Linked DNA regions of Homo sapiens: region 1 is linked to region 2. The links are chromatin contacts, found by Hi-C or POLR2A ChIA-PET in ENCODE. All regions are on one chromosome and are shown on one strand. Each heading gives the region's core, a stretch centred on a gene start or an enhancer-like site at or near the end of the contact. The rest is flanking DNA. Distances are from core to core; before and after follow the strand shown.

Region 1 (6,178 bases), core at 1,024-3,523, 180 kb after region 2:
GTTGTTATTGAAGTGATTAACACACAGTCATGGCTTGTTGGAATGGGTGAGAGTCAAGTCATGGACGAAGTGTGCCTGGTCTGCTTGTGTGTGTGTCTGTGTGTGTGTGTGTGGTGGGGGGGAGAGGGTGGAAGGTGGGGTTAGGATGGCAGGTACGTGCTGCAACTTTAGCACCCCAAAATAGATACTGAATTGGGATCCATGTGTGTTTGTAAAAATTTTCTCCCCATGTGCTGCATGGCCATGGGGAATTGCAGTCCTCTTCCCCGGTACCCTCCCGCTCGGCCTTCTCCCCCACCCTGGGCTTTTTCTTTCTTTCAGAGTGAAATCTTTGAGGATGATAGCAATTTCCTAATATTTCAAATTCAACAAAATGCTACTTAACATCGTTAATGTTTTATTTTAGTAAAATTCAAAACTGTTTGGCCCGTTGCCATTTTGAAAATCAGTCTCACATTTTGGATTGGAATCGTCCAACTGAGAGTATTTAAAAAGCCCTGAGCAGAGTTGATAGCAGAGTCGTTTTCAGAGACGTGCCACTTGCAAGGGTTCTTATTGCAGTGTTTGTAATGGGGGAAAGTTGGGAACCATCTAAATGCGCACCTGGCTGCAGGGATCCACAGGCAGAACGGGCACGCAAGGGCTGGGGCTGGGTTGCGGGAAGAGAGGCACCAGGGGGCCAAATGTAGAGTGGGGCTCACTCTCAGGAGCCCACCTTGCATTTGCTGGACCTTGATAGTGAATGCCCCCTCAGATCGCGTGTCCTGGGGACCTCACTGGCCTTGGGCTAGTCCGAACCCTGGGATGTGCCATGTAGTTCTTTGAGATTCTCATAAAGCAAGATTCAATGACAAGAGGACATGACCATCTTAGTCAATGGAGACAGTACATAAACTCGAATGCCAATATGTTGATCTGTGTGCCTGGAAGAAAAGTCTGAAAGCGTAGATAACTTCAGTTAGGGGGATAAGCTTTAGTGATCTCTTGTACAGAATGGTGACTATAGTAAATAATCATTGTCTATATTTCAAAAGTGCTAAGAGTAGATCTGAAGTGTTTTTACCACCAAACAATAAGTATGTGAGGTGATGGATGTGTTAATTAGCTTGATTTAATCATTCCACAATGTAAACACATATTAAAGCATCACATATTGTACCCCATAAATATATAAAATTGTTATTTGTCAATTAAGAGGAAAAATAAAATGAATAATAAAACAGTTTGGAATGAAAGAAAAGTTTGGAAGGATGTACACTCAAATGCTTACTTATTTTCAAGGGGTATTCTTTTTGTGATTTATCTTGTCTATTTTTTCCTGCAATGAGTGAGCTCTTAGTACTTTACACCAAAAAAAAAAAGGAACAGCAAGAATCAACAGATATTGATGCCTTTTTATCTTTGTATCAGGACAGTTAAGTTGCCACTAAAAATAGGCAGATCTTGAATTTGGTGGCAGGCAGGGGTGAGTCTGAATAACTTTCTCTTTGACGCTGAGGGTCTTTGACACGTGGAGGCCATGTTTGTGTGTCTCTGGGTTCTTATTGCTGAGCTGGTGGGGTGGATTTGCCTGTCTTAAAATGCATAGGCCAGACTTGGGGGGCTGGGGGTGGGGGGATTTTGCCTTTTTCTGAATCAGGAATCAGCCATACAACAGAAGAAACAAACAGGGCCAGTGGAGGCTGTTGCCACCTGATCACTTATGACCTGTAGGATAGTGAGCAAGTTAGTTAACCTGGTTGAGCCTCACCGTTCTCATCTAAAAATGGGATAACACTGCTCTTCTCTGAGCATTGTTATGGAGATTACATTAGCTATGTTTGCAAGCGATCCCAATACACTGTGTAGAAAGGTCTTCACCTATGGAGGGTGCAAAGTTTTCCTTGTGATGAGGTTGGATGGCGTCATTTATATAGCTAACTGTGGCGGGATGTCTAAATCACACGTCATTCCTCAGATCCGGTTTTTCAAGTAGCTGAGTTGACAAGGGGACAGAGTGGATTATTAATAGAATGATGCCCCCAAGCCTGCAGTTGGCTTCTTGGGTCCCTTTGATGGGAAGGTTGGTGGATGGAAGTCGCACCAAGCTGCAGCCTGGGCCCCCACCCCCGCAGACGCCACAGACACTCCCCTCCCGTGCATTCAGCCCTTCACGGTGTGCACTAGAAGCACTGCTTCTTCCTGGAACCTTTTCAACTGCCTGGGAAATTACAAGAAGCAGAAAACTTTCGCTCTCACCTTGGCTGCAGGAAGTGGCGTTTCCTTTGCTCGGGAGGCCAGTGACGTGGAGCTCCTGTATTGCAGAATGTGTCTGCTGTGCCTGGAGTGTGATCCGGCTGGTCCAGGCCACCGAGAAGACCTCACCTTTGGAGAAGCCTGAAAAGGCCGCCCCAAAGCCTCCTGACCGAGGTCTCCCGAAAATGGGGATGGTGGGGAGTTTGGAACCTGAAGGGTAGATCATGTCATCTCAAAACATCAAGTTCTATTTGCAAAACCCAAATCACTGAGTTTTTGGAGAAGCAAGTAAATGGCTATCTGTTCTTCTCATCAAACCTCCAGGGACCTGGCGAGGAAGGCTCTTCCAGAATGAGGCAGCTGAGCAGTTGGGATTCTGGGCACATTCTGTACCTTTTGTAGGAGGGGAGGATGGAGGGTGGACGGGAAGTATTCCTTTCATGAAAGATGGTGAGGTTTCTTCACCTGGCCCCTCTTTCCTCTGACACTCCAAGCCGGCAACTGTTGAGCCAGCCCACTGAGAAGACTGCAATTAGTGCCTGGGCTTTCCCATATGGGAGGCCTTCACGTTGGTTCTCACTTTGTTCACATTCATTCTTCACCCTTCCATTCAGTTCTGTAATATCACCTCCCTGTTTCGATTTGCGTCATCCTCCGATGACAAGGAAAGTTCTCGTTTCATGGGTACCTACCGTGTGCTGTGCTTTGGTGCCCAACAAAGGTCACCTTATTTCGCCTTTCAGAAGAGGCCTGCAGGGTGGGGGGTGATGTCTCCTTTTTATCTGAGCATATGGAAACTCAGGGGTGGAGCGATTGCTCACAGTCACACAGCCATCAAGAAGCAGAGCTGGCATCGAAATTCAGATATGTCTGACCCAAAGTGAAAAACTTTGTGCTTTCAGCTATACCACACTGCTTTCTGGTGTTACCCGGGGAGGCGGGGAAGGGACCCTCACCAGTGCCAGGTGGATTCTATCTGCTCACATTGTATAAGCCAGCCCAGCTCAACCCAGAGGCTGCTCTTCAACTCAGAGAGGCCATTCTTGGCTTTCCTAAAGAGGTTTTTCTCTCAAGGAACTACCGTTTTTGTTTGTTTAGGTTGCTGTTTGTTTCTCTCCCTCCATCTCCCTCTGTGCCCCTTCTTTTCTCCCTCCTTCCTGCCCCACTCTCTCTCCTGTGCGGCAGGAAGCACATTCTATTTTTTTTGAGACAGAGTCTTGCTTTGTGACCCAGGCGGGAGTGCAGTGGTGCAATATCGGCTCACTGCCACCTCCAACCCCCGGGTTCAAGTGATTCTCCTGCCTTGGTCTCCTGAGTAGCTGGGATTACAGGCACGTGCCACCATACCTGGCTAATTTTTGTATTTTTCACAGAGACGGGGTTTCACCATGTTGCCCGGGCTGGTCTTGAACTCCTGACGTCAAGTGATCTGCCCACCTCAGCCTCCCAAAGTGCTGGGATTACAGGCACGAGCCACCGCGCCTGGCCCCAGGAAGCACATTCTTGATGTTGCACCTTAGCACTTGCTTATTTTGCCTTTGAGGACCTGCCCTTTCTGACCTGTAGTAATCAGAGAGCAGAGTGGAATCCACCAAGCGCTGAGGACAGAGAGAGGGTGGCAGGGAAGCGGGTGGGTTCGGAGCCTGAGAGGCTGGAGTTTGGAGCCTGGCTCTGCCCTATGCTCACTGTGTTGACTGGGACAAGTTGCCAGACCTTAGCAGCCTCAGTTTCCTCACCTGTAAAATGTGGGTAGCAGTGAGCCCATCTTACGTGGAATTGTTGTGAGATGTGTAAAACATCAAGTGTGGTGTGTGGCATGAGGGAAACAGATGCTTTCACTGCTGCATTACTGTTTTTTGTTGGTTTATTTGTTTGAGACAGGGTCATGCTCTGCTACCCAGGCTGGAGTGCAGTGGCACGATTGTGGCTCACTGTAGCCTCAACCTCCTGGACTCAACTGATCCTCTCGCTTCAGCCCCACAAAGCAGCTGAGACTACGGACGTGCGACACTATGCCTGGCTAATTTTTGCATTTTTTTGGTGGAGACGGGTCAGGCCATGTTGTCCACGCTTGTCTTGAGCTTCTGGGCTCGAGAGATCTACCCACCTTGGCCTCCCAATGTGCTGGGATTACAGGCATGAGCCACCATGCCTGGCACTGTATTACTGTTGATGGTGACAGATTATTCAACAAATGTTCATTGACCATGCTAACAAAATAGCAAGGTCCCTACTGCTGTGAAACTCACGTTCAGGCAGGAGAGAGAGGTGTTCAGCAAATAACTAACTAAACAAGGAAATTTCAGATGTTAATGAAGTAAATATTCCAGTGATGTGCTAGTAAACGTTTAACATCCAGTTTTCCAGGGGGAAAAAAAAAGCCCTGATCTATAGCATTTGTCAATTTTTGTGGTGTAAATATTCCCACTACGGCTGGAAACGTACATACCAAAGTGGTGTCAACTGGCTCTTAAAATTCCTATAGGTTTAACGATTGGTTCTTGTAATGCCTAAAGAGCTGGCTTTAGCACTGAATGCATCTAATCTGGTTCAGGAAAAACCTGAAGATCTGAAACCCAAATGTGCTAGTGGAAGAGGATTCTAGGTGGAGAAAATGGCTTGTGCAAAGGCCCTGAGGTCAGAAAGACCTTGGTGTGTTCAGGGAACAGGAGGATGGCTGGTGTTGGCAGGAGCCTAGTGGGGTGGTGGAGGAGAAGGCAGAGGCTGGGCTGTGGGAAGGCTCTTAGACTATCACACAGAGTTTGGATTTTAATATAAGGCCACAGGAAGTCTTTGAAGGGTTGTAGGCAGGGGAGTATCTGGATCTGATTTGCATTTTTAAAAGATCATCGAGCTGTTCTGTGAAAGACCAGCCAGAGGTAAGCTGGGCAATCAGTGCTGGTCACTCTAATAAGGGTTGATGGTGGCTTGGGCAGGTGTGCCAACAAGAGCGGGGATGGAAATGGCTGGATTCACATGGAGCTGTAGGGACACGATAGATTTTTATCTCCAGGTGTTCCCTGCCTGTTTACCTTGAGTACACCCAGCAGGCGATTTCTGCTCTTCTTTCATTGAGGAGGAAACAGCTCCACATCATCAGGGCTCACTCTCCATCCTACCTTTCTTCTTGATACCAACTCTTGATAAATCCAGGAGAGGAGATGAGGAAATATATTTGTCTTGGGCTCAAATGCAAAGCAAAAACAACAAAAACAAAATCTCTTCTCAATGCTGCCCTTATTTTGATTTTCGTCACTGAGTACAGTAGCTGTTCTTCAGATAAGAGGCTTCTGACTTGGATTTCCATCTTGGCCCAAGGCCGCCTCTCAGGTGTGTGTCAGACACTTATGTAAGTGTCTGGCAGGTTATGAAAAAAGGTGATCATCTAGCACAGTTCCACTCCCAGCCTCTCTCTTTGTATGGCTTTTAGAAGGGGACATGAGCATGCCATCTTTCTAGACCAGCATTGTTCAATAGGACTTTCTGTGATGATGGAAACATTCTGTGTCTGTGCTGTTTGTTCATTGTGGCTGCCACTAGCCACATGTGGCTTCTGAGCACTGAAATGTGGCTAGTGTACCTGAAAAACTGAATTTTCAATTTTACTTAATTTTAATTAATATATACATGTGGTTAGTGGCTCTTGCATTAGATTGCACAATTCTAGACCATATGTAACCATTCATCACCCTGCAACTTTGCCTTTTGGCAGGTGACTGGAGATCCTACCGAAGGATCTCCAGAGAAGAGTGGGGTCTTCGTGAGTTGTCACCTGTAGTCCCACTCAATTAGTGGAGAAAGGAATAGAGGCACAGAAAGATTAAATGATTTGTCTAGTGTTTCTCCACTCAATGACAAGACAGGAACACATCATCAAACTCTAGACCAATGTCCTTTTGTCTCTTGTTATTTTATATATATATATATATATATATATATATAT
Region 2 (6,153 bases), core at 678-3,177:
TCTTGGCTCACTGCAACCTCTGCCTCGTGGGTTCAAGCGATTCTTCTGCCTCAGCTTCCTGAGTAGCTGGGATTACAGGTGCCTGCCACCATGCCAGCTAATTTTTGTATTTTTAGTAGAGACGGGGTTTCACCATGTTGGCCAGGCTGATCTCGAACTCCTGACCTCAGGTGATCCGCCCGCCTCAGCCTCCCAAAGTGCTGGGATTACAGGTGTGAGCCACTGTGCCCGGCGTGTATATTTTAAAAAATCTTTATTGGTTATTCTGAGAAGCCTTCCTGGTTAAGAACCACTGCCAGAATAACACTATTTAACTTCCTTCTTTTCACTCATGTCAAGGTTTTTAATGGTTTCATAACACAGTCCAGACTAGAGTAAGACAAGTGAGGAACTCACATAGCAAATTTAACCGGGTGCCAAAAAAAAAATAAATAAAGCAAATCATACTTTGGTGAAAAAAAATTTTTTTTTTTTTTTTGAGACAGAGTCTTGCTCTGTTAACCAGGCTGGAGTGCAGTGGCGTGATCTCAGCTCACTGCAACCTCTGCCTCCCAGGTTCAAGCAATTCTCCTGCCTCAGCCTGCCGAGTAGCTGGGATTACAGGCACCTGCCACCACGCCCAGCTAATTTTTGTATCTTTAGTAGAGACTGGGTTTCACTCTGTTGGCCAGGCTGGTCTCGAGCTCCCGACCTCAGGCGATCCACTCGTCTTCCCCCAAAGTGCTGGGATTACAGGCGTGAGCCACCACACCTGGCGCAGTGCAATATTTTAAAAACTCAAGCGCAAAACATTCGTGAAGAACAGTATATTGAAATTTTAAATGAAGGCAAGATCCAACCTTGTGCTAGCACAGTTCAGTTGCGCTAACTCACCCTGGTCCTAAGCCCTGGATTTATAGTTTCAGTGGCTGTCAGGCTTCTCATTATTGGGGCTGGATTATTCTTTGTCATGGGAGGCTGTCCTGTGCCTTGTAGGAGGTTAAGCAGCATGCTACAGATTTCTATAGTACCCCTGTCCCCTCACAGTTGTGACAACCAATTATGTCTCCAGACATGACCAAATGAGGGTCAAAATCATCCAAGTTGAGAATGATGATGATATATGGGTACATTTAAATTTATTGACTTTGTGTTGCAGATGATGTCTGCTCTAAAACAGTAAACATTGGATTTACTTAGTCACTTAATCAGCCTGTGGCTCAGCTGATTCATTTGGAGGTAGTAGCTCTGAGCCTGTCTCTTTGATGGTGGCCCTTTGAGGTGAGTGAGTCATCAGCTCTGAGCTTTTTTGATGTGGCAGGTTAGTTAGGGTTATCATAACAGAAATTCTTTATCTTTAATAGTGTATTTCTGGCTGGGTGCAGTGGCTCACACCTATAATCCCAGCACTTTGGGAGGCCGAGGCGGGAGGTTGACTTGAGCCTGGGAGTTAGAAAACAGCCTGGGCAATAAGAGGGAGACCTTGTCTCTACCAAAAAAAAAAAAAAAAAAAAAAAGCTGGGCATGGTGGTGCACGCCTGTGGTCCCGGTATTCAGAAGGCTGAGGTGGGAGGATTACTTGAGCCCAGAAGGTTGAGGCTGCAGTGAGCTGTGATCATGCCTCTTCACTCCAGCCTGGGCAACAGAGTGAGACCCTGTCTCAAAAAAAAAAAAAAGTGTATTTCAGTCAATTGCAACCCATTCCTAATATCCATTAATAGTATGAATGCCCATATGTGGTGAAGTTTTAACTGCATTTGGAAAGAAAACTGGCATTCCTGGTGACTCAACGTTTAATTTTTGTATTAATCTTTTCTGTAATAACAGGCTGGAGTTCTTGTCAGGAAATGGCCCTAGCTGTGGATTACTAATGGGAAAGGGAAGCCTATTTTCCCTGCCTTGGTGTCTCATTTATTGGCTGGGATGCTATAAATGACTCAGGGGCTTTATAGGATTCGAGACACCCGCCCAGGGGCCCAAGTCAGGGCCCTTTGTATTTGGAGATCTTAATTCCTCTCCCAATAGTGACCTGTGCTTGGTTCTGAAGTCACTTCTGACCTCGTGTGGAGCTGTTCTGCCCTCCCTCCCTCCATAAGGGGACCAGTGGTTTTTCCCCAGGGCAAAAAGAGTCATAACCTGCCTCTGTGGATGCCACATCTGTTTTTGTTTTCCCCTGGTATTTTTTAAGTAAGAAGAAATGTGTGTAGGTTAAAGGGCCTATGGGGAGGAGGTTAGAGATAAACACTGTACAATGTGAAACTCTTCCATATGGGGAATGTGAGGATGTTTGAAGGCCAGGCCTAAGACAGGCATCATCCAAACACAGCCCCTGGTCAGTTTCAGTGCCTTAAGGATGTATGCGCATGACCATTTGGTGTGCAAATGAGACTTTATTTAACAATTAAAAGAAGCAGTTTCAGCACCAATGAGTATTTCCTCTCCTTCCTGGAACATTTTAGTAGGAAAGGTGGGAAAGTATTAATTTAAGAGAGAAAGATATGTGGGTGGAGGCATTGAACCTGTGGCCTGTGATGTTGGTCAGGCTATCATAGTAGTCTTCTAATTCATTCGTTGTCAGATGGTCTCCTGAGTGAGGCCTTTGTCAACATCTGACCGTCTGTGGTTCTCTTTTTGCCTTGCTTGGGAATTGTTTCACCTGGAATACAAAATCCCATGGCTCTGTGTTATCCCATGTTTGAAATATTAGTGGAAGCATTTGACTTTTGTAGATATGAAAGCAGATTGCTTTACAAAATCCAGAAGTTCATGAAGGATGCCCTCAGTACAGCTTTTCATTTAAATCCGTGGATACTGAAACTTGCCAACCACAGTAATTACTTTGTCAAAGGTCTTGTTATTGCGCCTAATGTTAAATAACGATTTGGTCCAGGTGCTGAGGAATGCGGACAGAAATGAAGACACGTGTTCGTGGCTAGAACCTAAATTATAGAATTTTTTAAAAAAAGGGTTCTCGATTTAGTCTCTCCAATAGAGAACCTTTCTGTAAATCTTTTCTTTATAATTTTAGAGTTAAATTCTTTATAATTAAAAGCACTCGGCAAATAATGATTCATTTAAACCGGAGTTCTGATTCATTACTCTAATTATTGTTACCATGCAGTGCCCTTTGGCCTGGAAGTGAAACTCGTGTGCTCCTGACACCAGAGGTTAACAGAGCAGGAAGGCAGAGCGCTGTGTCCCCGCAGTGACCAGAATAATTTAGTAATTGTCTAATTACCTGAGGAGTCTAATGCTAATACTAAAAATAGTATTAAAAAATTAAGTGAAAGTCATTTTCTTGTTTCTTGTAACCCATCTGTTCTCTATTTTGGGCAATCGGGTGTCATGGGTGTAAAGTGCGACTCATTTTAAAGGATCAGATCACTTCTCTCCTGTTGGATAAATATGTTTTTAATAGAATGTAGAATCTGGTAACTCCATACACATTTCTAGCCTCCACAATTCAGTTGGCTGTGGATTCAGTAAGACTGTTGTAGGTGACCCCTTGTCTAAATCTGTGATTTAAAATCTGAAACTGATGTCGATTTCATAGTTGTTACTTCTTGAAAATGAAAAAAAATGCATGTCAATTGAGGACTCCCTACCACCACCTTGGGACTATTAAGTTATTAATTTAATTGTTCAGCAAATATCTGTTACATACCAGACACTGCCCTGGATACTAGGAATACAGTGATGAGTAACTCACTCAGGTGAGCCTTCTGTTTCTATGGTCTAATGAGAGGGAACCGTCAGGTAAATAGGCCAATTTAGACAATGAAGAGAGTAACACACAGGGTGTTGCCAAAATGTGACTTGCAACGGGAAGGCAAGTGGAGTGCCATGAACTGGGGGGCCCAGGAAGAGCCTCTTTGAGGAGGTAAAGTTGAATTGAGGCCTGAATGATGAGACTGAGCAAGCCAGCCCTGCAGTGAGCTGGGGGATGGGGTTCCAGGCAGAGGGCACAGCAAGTGCAGAGGCCCTCAGGCAGGAAGAAGCTTGGCAGTGCCCAAAGAACAGAAAGGCCAGCATGGCTGGAGCAGAGGGAACGGGAGGAAGATGGCATGAGGGACAGCTGGAGATGCAGGCAGGTGTTGATCAGATGCGAGGGCATTTGGCTTGTGTTCAACAATGAGCCTTCCCCCCCCCCCCCCCGCCAGTGGTCTTAATTTTCATTATATTCTAAAGCAGTAGAACCCTTTCTTCAAAGGAAGCCTAGGTGGGGGTCGGGCACGGTGGCTCACACCTGTAATCCCGGCACTTTGGGAGGCCGAGGCAGGCGGATCGCTTGAGGTCAGGAGTTCGAGACCAGCCTGGCCAACATGGTGAAACCCCATCTCTACTAAAAATACAAGAATTAGCAGGGCTTGGTGGCGGGCGCCTGTAATGCCAGCTACTCGGGAGGCTGAGGCAGGAGAATCACTTGAACCCAGGAGGCGGAGATTGCAGTGAGCTGAGATCATGCCACTGCACTCCAGCCTGGGTGACAGAGTGAGACTCATGTCTCAAAAAAAAAAAAAAAAAAAAGGAAGCATAGGTGGCACCCGATGTGTGACAGAGGAACGGAGCTGCAGGCTGCATCTCCCATCCTGCTGCAGTTGGTGGTGCTGAGCGGGTTTCTCAGGATTCCTGGGGCTCAGTGTGGAGCATGGATTGAAAACCACCTCTAGTTCACTCCTCTCCTGCCTCAGCCTCCCGAGTAGCTGGGATTACAGTGCCACCACACCCAGCTAATTTTTGTATTTTTGTAGAGACAGGGTTTTACCATGTTCGGCAGGCTGGTCTTGAACTCCTGACCTCAAGTGATCCACCCGCCTTGGCCTCCCAAAGTGCTGGTATTACAGGCGTGAGCCACCGTGCCCGGCCACTCCTCTCGTTGACAGGAAACAGCCTCAGAGGACAGACACCACTTGCTGCAGGTGTCCTAGCTGCTTGCCACCCATCCAAGAATAAGGCTTAGCTTTGGTTACCCTTCAGTGCTCTTTTTACCATGTTGCTCAAAACCATTTTTCCAAGACTTAACCCATTCCTGGCCTTTCAGGGGCTGAGCTGTGTTGCCAGTTGGAAAGGAAGGGATGGAGAAGGCCAGTTGTATGCCATGGAGCTGCCTCTCAGGCAAGAGCTGGGGTCTAAAGTCAGCCTGCAAGGCAAAACTTGAGCACAGTTACCATTACACCCGAAAGTCTAGCTTCAGTGGGGAGCCAGGTGCCGTTTTGCAGTGAGTCCCATCCGGCCAAGGTTTCCTCTGGCTGTTCCTGACGCCTTGCTGGACTGCCCTGGATTGCTTGTTGCTGATGGTTGTTACTTGCATACGGTACCAGATGAGGTTGTTGCCTTCTGTTGTAAACCAAGAAGATTGTGAGCTTAAACAGTGGTTCTAAGCCGAGGGTGATTTTGGCCTCTATTGGACATTTGGTGACATATCTTGTCACAACTAGGGGAGTGCTGCTGGCGTCCAGCGCATCTGGTGGCTGGAGGACAGGGATGCTGCTGAACACCCTATATAATGTCCCCCAACATAGGAGTACCCAAGTGGGGAAGCCCTGCTCTGAACTACCGGGATCCCTTTCAGTGCAGTGGGGTCCTCATTCTGTCAAAAGCCCCCGACACCACCCCAGGGAGGATAGATTCACTCAATCTGCAGGTAGAATCGTTCTCGTTCATTAAATTGTATTTTTTTTCCTCTGTCTCTTTTTCTTTTTTTTTTGCCGAGCATAAATGACAAACCCTGAAAATTGCATGTCATTTATTTGCAGCATCATTGTAGATATATCTAAGGGTTCTGTGTGTTGGAACAGTAGAAAAAAGAAACAATAGCTGCACGGCTGTTCTTCCACTCTCCAAATCATTCCTGCCTCTGGTCATCTTCCTTGTTCATTTCTCCTTCCTGTAGCAATCCCAGGACCCACCGGCTCAGAAGGGCCCAACGCTCACCACTAAGGTCCGGCGGACCATGAGCAGCCGCGTGCACGAAGCCGTGAAGGCCATCGCGCTCTGCCACAACGTGACTCCCGTGTATGAGTCCAACGGTGTGACTGATCAGGCTGAGGCCGAGAAGCAGTACGAAGACTCCTGCCGCGTATACCAGGCATCCAGCCCCGATGAGGTAAACCTGGGCAGGTGCAGCAAGGCATGGGGAGGCCCTGCTTGTTTTCTCTGTGCTGGAATTAGGCG

Evidence for each region. Hi-C counts contacts between places; a loop is a spot of excess contacts on that map. ChIA-PET counts read pairs that join two places held with the same protein, here RNA polymerase II (POLR2A). Pooled maps may share reads with other maps.
Region 1: a pooled map shows a loop between it and region 2 (6-fold over the local background). The contact joins two enhancer-like sites. A Hi-C loop is called at or near these places in 4 of 50 pooled maps. POLR2A ChIA-PET finds 5 or more read pairs at or near these places in 3 of 52 experiments (GM12878, SK-N-SH and activated T-cell).

The regions. Positions count from the first base shown.
Region 1 is chr20:51,477,551-51,483,728 of GRCh38, reverse strand. All of the region lies in intron 3 of NFATC2 (nuclear factor of activated T cells 2), which reads left to right. Among named protein-coding and RNA genes, the nearest start is that of MIR3194, 28 kb to the right of the region's middle. Within about 2 kb of position 2,273, at least 6 of the 41 ENCODE cell types and tissues checked have a DNase peak (open chromatin) inside an H3K27ac peak, as active enhancers do.
Region 2 is chr20:51,656,870-51,663,022 of GRCh38, reverse strand. It overlaps ATP9A (ATPase phospholipid transporting 9A (putative)), which reads left to right. Exons shown (of 28, transcript NM_006045.3): 14 at 5,873-6,085. Among named protein-coding and RNA genes, the nearest start is that of ATP9A, 110 kb to the left of the region's middle. Within about 2 kb of position 1,927, at least 8 of the 41 ENCODE cell types and tissues checked have a DNase peak (open chromatin) inside an H3K27ac peak, as active enhancers do.